2 separate regions of the Homo sapiens genome follow, and region 1 is linked to region 2. Evidence: read pairs that join two places in POLR2A ChIA-PET (ENCODE). Cell type or tissue: CD4-positive, alpha-beta T cell. All regions are shown on one strand.

Region 1 (5,000 bases), 50 kb after region 2:
GGCTCTCAGATGCCTCCCTCAGTTTCTCCACCCTCTCAGCCACCATCTTCCAGAGCTGCAATTCCACAGCTCCATTGCACGGTTGTTTTCCAGTGTCTAGGATTCCCTGTCTCCCAGGCTCTTCACGGTAACGTCGATGGGTGGGCATACACAAATGGTGACTCCTTGCTTGCTGGATCAGCAGCAGGACATCTGACTCTAATCCCCTTTGTAACCTCCTCTGCAGATAGAATTCTTTAAGGTGAAAACATGCCCAGCAGCTTTTTAATTATATTAAGAAAATACTTGCACCAAGCACCTACCACGGACCAGGCACAGTGGCGAGCCCAGCCGGCTTGACCATTTGTCCTAAGGAACAAACCACCCAGAAGCAAGGCTGACCAGGAAACAGGCAATTCCAGGGCAGGTGATCCATGATCTAACAGAGGTAGTGCTGGGGTGTGGGTCCCAAAGAAGGGCCAAATCTCCTGGATTTGAGGAGCGGGGAAAGCTTTTTGAAGGGAAGATGTCTCTACTGAGACCTCCAGCTCCTTTCAAAGAAGAGTTTTAGTTCATGGCCCTGTAATTTAGTCTGAAATCCTCAGAGCATTAACAATAGCTCTATTCTGGCTGGGCACGGTGGCTCACTCCTGTAATCCCAGCACTTTGGGAGGCCAAGGCAGATGGATCACTTGAGCCAAGGAATTTGAGACCAGCCTGGCCAACATGGTGAGACCCTGCCACTATTAAAAATACAAAAATTAGGCCAGACGCGCTGGCTCATGGCTGTAATCCCAGTACTTTGGGAGGCGGAGGCAGGTGGATCACCTGAGGTTGGGAGTTCGAGACCAGCCTGACCAACATGGAGAAACCCTGTCTCTACTGAAAATACAAAATTAGCTGGGCACGCATGCTTGTAATCCCAGCTACTCGGGAGGCTGAGGCAGGTGAATCGTTTGAACTTGGGAGGCAGAGGTTGCAGTGAGCCGAGATTGCACCATTGCACTCCAGCCTGGGCAACAAGAGCGAAACTCCGTCTCAAAAAAACCAAAAACAAACAAACAAAAATTAGCCAGGTGTGGTGGCGCACACCTGTAAACCCAGCTACTCGGGAGGCTGAGGCAGGAGAACTGCTTGAACCCAGGAGGTGGAGGTTGCAGTGAGCTGAGATCATGCCACTGCACTCCAACCTGAGTGACATAGCAAGACTTGTCTCAAAACAAAAAACAAACGAAGAATAGCTCTATTCTGAAGCAGTCCATCTTGAAACATACCGAATTCCAAACCTTACTATGTTTTACTAACTGCCATTTTGGTTTATCTCTGCCACGGTTCTGTTCTGTGCAGAATGGAGTTGCCTGCAGTTTCAGATGTGGGGGACAGATGTGACAATTGTGTGTCCTTTTCCTTTTGGACTGTGGGATCAGCCCAGAGCTTGGGCCTTGCTCTGAATGCAGCATTCTACAAACGGCAGGTCCTGAAATTAAGCAGCTTAGGGGGTTGCATGCAATTGATCTCCCACAAATGCACGCACACAATAACCCAGCACTGAGCTGGAGTGTGTGCCGGTGTGGGTGAGGTAGGTGTCTTCATGGTGACTTCTTTATTTAATCTTCTCTATGATAGTTAACAACTCTATGAAACAGGGAGTATTGTCCCCAGTGTTTATAGATGGGGAAAGTAAGACTCAAAGTGACTAGCCCAGGGTGGCAGAAGCACAAAGGGCAGCAGCAGGATCCTAGCCAGTCTGCATGTGAGGACTCCCCACCTTCTCCCTCCAGGGGAAGTGAGGCCATGGAATTTTTTTTTTTTTTAATTTTTTAATTCTGGAGCAGATTAAGATCAGAAGGCCAAGGACTTAATGCACCTGAGTTTCAAGGTGGTCTCTTGACCACCAGTGAGGCCACGGACTTTTTTTTTTAAATTTTTTTATTCTGGAGCAGATTAAGATGAGAAGGCCAAGGACTTAATGCACCCGAGTTTCAAGGTGGTCTCTGCTTCCTCTCGCAGTCACCCAAGGCCTTGCCATTTCCCTGTGTGTGAGATCCCGGGAGGGAAAGGGAGAGAAAGGGGTTTGTTGAAGCTGTTCTTTAGTCACTGTCCTGGAGAGTGGCGCCTAGGAGAAGGAAAGTCTCTATAATTTGGAATTTCAGCTTTTTCCTTCTTTTTTTTTCCATGTTTTTTTTTTTTTTCTTCTTTTTTTTGGAGACAGAGTCTTACTCTGTCGCCCAGGCTGGAGTGCAGTGGTGCAATCTCGACTCACCACAACCTCCACCTCCTGGGTTCAAGCAATTATCCTGCTTCAGCCTCCCAAGTAGCTGAGATTATTGGCACCTGCCACCACGCCCCGCTAATTTTTTGTATTTTTTGTGAAGATGGGGCTTCACCATGTTGGCCAGGCTGGTCTCGAATTCCTGACCTCAAGTGATCTGCCCGCCTCGGCCTCCCAAAGAGTTGGAATTACAGGCGTGAGCCACTACGCCCCGCCCACTTTTTCCTTCTTCAATCCTACTGGACAGACAGGTGAGGTGATTATGACATGGCGCTCATTTATGAATGGATTCTTCAGGCAGTCATCTGAGGAGGGGGCTGTATCTTACTTAACTCCAGGAATGAGGCCTCTTATCTCTGGGGGCCAGGACCTCAGGAATCAAAATCAGCCTCATGCAGCAGCCTCAGCCCAGCACTCACTCCACAAATGTCTGTCAATGTGCTGCCAGGTGCCAGATGCTGTTCTGGGAAGGGAGGGGCCTGGTCTGGGTCCTGCCCTTTGAGACTCATAGTGCACCTGCAGCCCCGGGTGCTGGCCCTGACAGGAAGGAGGGAGGAAGCCCAGGCTCCTCAGCATGGCTGCTGTGTTTCCCCGAGAGCTTGCCCAGCTCTGCGCACAGGAAGTTCACGGTAGTGGAGATAACCCACGGACAAAACATCATAGGAAGTGGGTTTTGTGGTGAGAGACAGTGAAGCACTGAGCTGTGAACCTCAGGGGGGGCCCCGAGCACTACAAAGCCCTTCTCCCACGCCTTCCTTCCAGTCTGGTGAGGCCAGACCCAGGGATTCTCAGCCTGAGAGGCTTCCAGCCTCTGGCCTCAAGCCCTTCTGGGGAGACAACTCCCCTAAGCAATGCCCCTCGTGATACTCCACCTGTTCCACCCCCAGACCTACTGGACAGACCCAGAACTGAGGAGACTGGAGCTGAGCATAGCTGTACCGGTGAGCCCAGCCACACACTCATGTCCCCGCCGTGACAGCCTTCCAACTTAGGTTCAACACCCCACCACCCCAACCAGCTTCACTCCTCACAACTCAAGTCCACAAGACCCCTGGGATGCCAACACAGACACCGCACTCAGTTCCATGATCTGAAGTATCATGCAGATGGCTCCCAGGGATTCCTTCCTGACCTTGCCATCTTCACTTGGATGTGGAACAAAATGGAAAATTCAACATATGCCCAAAACAGGCTCTGAATTTCCCCTGCAAATCTGCCCCCCAGTCTCCCTCACGTCAGTACACGGTGCCAGCATCCCTCCAGCTGCTCTAACCTGGAAGTCATGCTAGAATCCCCCCTGCTGTCCCCTTCCACAATCAGCACATCTGCAGGTACTGCCAGCTCTCTCTCTCATCCCCACAGTCACTGCTTTTCTGCCTTCTATACCACTCTCCTCAATCTATTCTTGACACGGCAGCTACTGTGAGAAGTAAAATTCTCTCTAAAAATCATAAATCAGATCATGTCACTACAGCGGCTTCAAATTGTATTTAAAAACAAATCCATGGTGTTTCCTTATGGAAAGGTATGATGGTTCCTTAAAAAAAACTAAAGACAGAATTACCATATGATCCAGCAATTCCACTTTTGGGCATATACCCTGAAGAGCTGAAAGCAGAGACTTGGATATTTGCACACCAATGTTCACAGCAGCATTAGTCACGATAGCCAAAGGCAGAAACAGCCTCAGTGTCCATCAGCGAATGAACGGACAAACAAAATGTGGTGTATACATACAATAGAATAGTATTCAGCCTTAAAAAGTAAATTCTGGGCCGGGTTTGGTGGCTCACGCCTGTAATCTCAGCACTTTGGGAGGCCAAGGTGGGTGGATCACCTGAGGTCAGGAGTTCGAGACCAGCCTGACCAACACGGAGAAACCCTGTCTCTACTAAAAATTCAGAATTAGCCAGCACGTGCCTGTAATCCCAACTACTCGGGAGGCCGAGGCAGGAGAATCACTTGAACCCAGGAGGTGGAGGTTGCGGTGAGCCAAGATTGCGCCAATGGGCAACAAGAACGAACTCCATCTCAAAAAAAATAAAGTAAATTCTGACAAATGTTACAACATGGATGAATCTTGAAGGCATTATGCTAAGTGAAATAAGCCAGTCACAAAAGGACAAATACTGTATGATTCCACTTATGATAATCAAATTCATAGAGACAGAAAGTAGAAGGGTGGTTGCCAGGGGTTGTGGGGAGGACAGCGTGGAGAATTCATGTTTAATAGGTACAGAATTTCAGTTTGGGATGACAAAAAATAAGTTATTGGCTGGTTGTGGTGACTCACGCATGTAATCCTAGCACTTTGGGAGGCTGGGAGTTCCAGACCAGCCTGGTCAACATGGTGAGACCCCATCTTATTAAAAAAGGGAAAAAAAAAAGTTCCGGAGATGGTTGCACAATAATGTGAATGCATTTAAAATCAATAAACTGTGGACTGAAACCGTGAAGATGATACGTTTTATGTCGTGCCTTTTACTACATACACACATGAAAAATCCAAACACTGTCGGTGGCTTACGGAGGTCTCACAATTTGGTCCCGCTAGCCTTTTAAAAAATTATTATTATTATTATTATTATTATTATTATTATTATTATTATTTGAGATGGAGTTTTGCTCTTGTCGCCCAGGCTGGAGTGCAATGGTGTGATCTCAGCTCACTGCAACCTCCGCCTCCGGGGTTCAAGCAATTCTTCTGCCTCAGCCTCCTGAGTAGCTGGGATTACAGGTGCCCACCACC
Region 2 (5,000 bases):
CCCGTCTCTACTAAAAATACAAAAAAAAAAAAAAAAAATTAGCCGGGAGTGGTGGCAGACGCATGTAATCCCAGCTACTTGGGAGGCTGAGGCATGAGAATCACTTGAGCCTGTGAGGCAGAGGTTGCAGTGAGCCAAGATTGTGTCACTGCACTCCAGCCTGGGTGACAGAGGGAAATTGTCTCAAAAAAAAGAGAAAAAAAAAGTCCAATATGTATCTTTAAGTAATAGTTCAAATTCTAGCATGCATGCAGGTCCCAAGGCTACATTAAGCTTCACTTCTCATACTCCTCCTCTCTGCAGGTCTCCTTTCCTAACACTTTTTTAGTTTCCCAAATAACCCACACTGTTGCTTGTCATAGATGCTGGTCCCTCTTTCTAGAATGCCTTTCCTCACCTTGTCTGCCAGGCAAGTATCTTACAAAACCCAGTTCAACTCCGTATCTTTTGTGATACTTAACCACATCCACTTCATCCCATTGATCGATTATTCACTCCCTTCCAAGTGCTTGCAACTTCTGTATCTTGTATACAGTCCAATTGTTGTTTTATTACTACTACTACTATTATTATTATTATTATTTTGAGACAGAGTTTCGCTCTTGTTGCCCAGGCTGGAGTACAATGGCGTGATCTCAGCTCACCACAACTTCCGCCTCCTAGGTTCAAGCAATTCTTCTGCCCCAGCCTCCTGAGTAGCTGGGATTACAGGCATGTGCCACCACGCCTGGCTAATTTTGTATTTTTAGTAGAGATAGGGTTTCTCCATGTTGGTCAGGCTGCTCTCGAATTCCCGACCTCAGGTGATCCGCCCGCCTCAGCCTCCCAAAGTGCTGGGATTACAGGTGTGAGCCACTGTGCCCGGCCTGTTTTATTATTTCTATTTGTTTATTCTCCTAAACTATAGGCTCCTTAAGGTTTAGGTACTTGCTTTGTTCATTTGGATTTCTCAGTATCCAGGAACTAGATATTTAATAATTGTAACAGGAAGGAGAGTAAGACTGATCTAGGAGAGGATATAGGACTGAATGAGTGGAGCCTTGGAGTAGGATTTTCTAGACTGAAATAGAGTATAGGGGCTAGGCGCAGTGGCTCACGCCTATAATCCCAACACTTTTGGAGGCCAAGGCGGGTGGATCATCTGAGGTCAGGAGTTTGAGACCAGCCTGACCAACATGGTGAAACCCCATCTCTACTAAATACAAAAAAAATTAGCTGGGTGTGGTGGTGCACGCCTGCAATCCCAGCTACTTGGGAGGCTGACGCAGGAGAATCGGTTAAAGGGTTGCAGTGAGCCAAGATTGCGCCATTGCACTCCAGCCTGGGCAACAGAGCGAAACTCTGTCTCAAAAAACAAAACAAAAAATTAAATTAAATTAAATTAAAAAAGAAAAAAAAGGCCGGGAGCGGTGGCTCACGCCTGTAATCCCAGCACTTTGGGAGGCAGAGGCGGGTGGATCACGAGGTCAGGAGATCGAGACCATCTTGGCTAACACGATGAAACCCCGTCTCTACTAAAAACACAAAAAATTAGCCAGGCGTGGTGGTGGGTGCCTGTAATCCCAGCTACTCAGGAGGCTGAGGCAGGAGAATGGCATGAACCCGGGAGGCGGAGCTTGCAGTGACCCGAGATAGCGCCACCGCAGTCCGGCCTAGGCAAAAGAGCAAGACTCCGTCTCAAGAAAAAAAGAAAAAGAAAAAGAAAAAAGAAATAGAGTATAAAGGGTGACAGCAGAAAGAGGATTCCAGTTAGAGACAACAGCATCAGGAAAATCATAGGAGTACACAGCTTCACTAGCTGGTTCAGCATGGCTGTTATGGGGAGTGGTGGGGAATGAAGCTAGAAAGGGAGACTGGAGTTTCATTGTGAAGGGCTTTGAATGCCATGCAAGAGTGCCCAGATCTGGGGAGTGTGGCAGGTTCTGTGGAGAGACTCTGATTCATATCTCCATTCTTTTTTTTTTTTTTTTTTGAGACAAGTCTTGCTCTGTCGCCCAGGCTGGAGTGCAGTGATGCCATCTCAGCTCACTGCAACCTCTGCCTCACCGGCTCAAGCCATTCTTCTGCCTCAGCCTCCCAAGTAGCTGGGATTACAGGTGCCCACCACCACGCCTGGCGAATTTTTGTATTTTTAGTAGAGACAGGGTTTCGCCATGTTGGCCAGGCTGGTCTTGAATTCCTGACCTCAGGTGATCTGCCCACCTCAGCCTCCCAGTGTTGGAATTATAGGCGTGAGCCACTGGGCCACCAGTATCTCCATTCTTAATCCGGGGGTGTGTCTCATTCCTGGAGCTCTTGCTGTAGTGGATAAGATCAAGCATTCTGGAGTTAGACAGATATGGGCTCCTATCTTGGCCTTTCTACTTACTGACTGTAAGTCTTCAGGCAAGTCATTAAAACTTTTGAGCCTCGGTTTACAGAACTCCCTTTCCCCCATTAGATAATATTTATCTCCTTGAGTTGTCAGGAGGATTAAATGATATTTTGCATGTAAATTGCTTTCTCAGAGCTGCCCTACAAAGAGCACTCAATAGGTACTCACTGTCATTATGTTTAGTTTTGCTCCCTTGCCTGTAAATGCTTATATTTTTGGTTTGGCCATATCTGTTTGGTTTGGCCATATCTGTTTTTGTCCGTCTCTAACTGCACCTCACTTGCCACCCAGCCCTGGATGTGCAGTCTGCCATCCTCCCTGGCTCCACCCTTCTCAGCTAACAAAACACTGTTCTCTACCAGAAAGTTGCAAAACCACCTTGTTAGTGGTAAGTGCAGCTCTTAACTTCCTTTCTGCTACCCCTCCCTTCCTTTGTCCCTAATTTGGTTCTTCTTAGGTGGAGAGGACAGAAAAAACAGAAAAGAGAAAACTCAGTCTAGAGTCAGTGTAAGGGATGACTGGGGCAGACCAATCTCCCCAATCCCCAAAAGGCTCAAGGCCAAAAGGCTTGGAGAGTGTGGGGTCGGGGGTTGGGGGGTACTGAGAGAAACTTCCTCACCCTCCAACTCTGAAAGTGAAAAGGTGTTACCACCCTGAAACATACCCCAGTACTCTGGAGCCAAAGTAATTTGTTGCCATAAGCAACAGGTACATGTTAGGGCACTTATACTGTGTCATGGGTGTTCTTCCCAACGAAAGACCCTTGAGGGAACAGGGTGTACAGATGCTAAACAGATGTTTGTTGAAACAATGAATAAATTCTACTTTTGGATCACTTCCTAATGAAAACCCATATAATGCTAATCCCTAAAATCCTGCTTTGAGAATTCTGTCCCAATTTATCTGGCCTGGCAGCTAAATTAGAATATAGATATTTAAGGAGAAAGAGCAAGAGCAAGGCAAAAAAGTAAATGTGGCAAAACGTTAACACTTGGTGAATCTGCATGAAAAATATTCCAGTGTTCATTGATTATTTATAACTTTTCTGTAGATCAGGGTTGGGGTGGAAATAGAGCTTTAAAAAAAATTACTACATATATCTTTGGTGGCTATAGTTCCCTACCATTGCCTCTCCCATAATCATTTATTATATTTTAGTTAATTCCCTCAATTGGGGTAATTTGCATAGGGCCTGGATATTTGATATTATAAAATTTTGCTAAAATTTTTTCTTAGGTGCAGTAAATTTTTGTGGTTATGTAGGAAATCTTTCTCTTTCCTTCCTTCCTTCCTTTTCTCCCTCTCTTTCTTTCTTACTTTCGAGACAGAGTCTAGCTCTATTGCCCAGGCTGGAGTGCAGTGGCACAATCTCAGCTCACTGCAACCTCCACCTCCCAGATTCAAGCGATTCTCCTGCCTCAGCCTCCAAGCAGCCAGGACTACAGGTGTGCACCACTAGGCTAATTTTTGTATTTTTTGGTAGAGATGGGATTTCGCCACATTGGCCAGCCTGGTCTCGAACTCCTGGGATTTCGCCACATTGGCCAGCCTGGTCTCGAACTCCTGACCTCAGGTGATCTACCCACCTCGCCCTCCCAAAGTGTTGGGATTACAGGCATGAGCCATGGCGCTTGGCCGGAAATCTTTATTTTTAGGATATATGATAAAGTAAGCTTTCCTTAAAAGGTCCTAATATACTTTTTCCAGCCTTTGCTCTGACCACTCCCTGTGCTCCAGCTGAGCTGTAGTTCTCACTCCAGTCTCCATGCCTTGCTTATGCTGGCACTTCTCAGCTAGAATGCTCTCTGATCACGTGTCTGAAAAACTACTAATCTCCCATAATTCCTATTTCAAATTCAGCCTCCACTATAAAACCTCTCGATTCTCCCCAATCCTTTTGTCCTCTGAATAGACCTGCATCTCTCAGGTCAGTTATTTTATTATCATTATTCTTTTTTTTTTTTTTTTTTAACTAGATCTTAAGCTTTTGGCAAAGCAAGAATGTCTCTTACCCCTAAATTCCCTGCTGGGTCCAGCCCAGTACCCTGAACAAAGGAGTTTTTCTGTAAATATTTGTGGAATTTAACCCTCTGGGATTTAAGCTGAGTAGATGTCAACAGAGGAGAAGACCAACAAAGGAGTGGTAAACAACGCCCCTTCTCAGGGGGATCTGAGAGGTTTGCCACAGAGAAATCACAAACAGATGGTGAAAGCAGTACTATAGTTGGAAATGAGAAGATGTATCATACTAAAAACACACACACACACACAAACACACACACACACACTCTAAAGCCAGCTTAAATTCAGTCCCATGTTGAGTTTGGGCGGGAAATGGAAAACAGACCAAGAATGTTTCATCCCTATTGTGTTTAATGGTCACCAGACCTCCACTCCCAGCTTTTCAGAGGATGCCTGAACAAAAAGTGTTTCTACTTCTGAGCTCTGTTCCTGAGAGAGGATCAGCAGGAAGTGGGGGAGGCACAGATGTGAGAGTGGCTTATCAGGAACGTTGTAAAGCAGCAGCCTGAGTGAGGTTAGGATTCAGAGGCAGGACACCTGGGTTTCAGTAATATTTCTGCTACCTACCAATCTCTTTTGAGCCTTGTTTCCTTATTTCTAAAAC

The links. Peaks named below come from ENCODE experiments on the same cell type or tissue, not always from the same donor. Only the 100,000 strongest peaks of a DNase experiment are listed, where the experiment ranks them.
Region 1: POLR2A ChIA-PET joins it to region 2 with 13 read pairs; 11 of 35 experiments call an interaction of 5 or more read pairs at or near these places.

Annotation. Positions count from the first base shown.
Region 1 is chr12:51,366,239-51,371,238 of GRCh38, forward strand. The region is part of intron 4 of GALNT6 (polypeptide N-acetylgalactosaminyltransferase 6); the gene reads right to left. Among named protein-coding and RNA genes, the nearest start is that of CELA1, 22 kb to the left of the region's middle. RefSeq lists an enhancer at 3,088-3,237. In CD4-positive, alpha-beta T cell, no CTCF peak of the experiment used is centred here; a DNase peak (open chromatin) is centred at 2,853; H3K4me3 peaks cover 780 bases; H3K27ac peaks cover 427 bases.
Region 2 is chr12:51,316,309-51,321,308 of GRCh38, forward strand. All of the region lies in intron 1 of BIN2 (bridging integrator 2), which reads right to left. Among named protein-coding and RNA genes, the nearest start is that of BIN2, 5.4 kb to the right of the region's middle. RefSeq lists enhancers at 2,577-2,636, 2,917-3,086 and a silencer at 4,337-4,631. In CD4-positive, alpha-beta T cell, no CTCF peak of the experiment used is centred here; a DNase peak (open chromatin) is centred at 2,733; H3K4me3 peaks cover 2,441 bases; H3K27ac peaks cover 3,688 bases.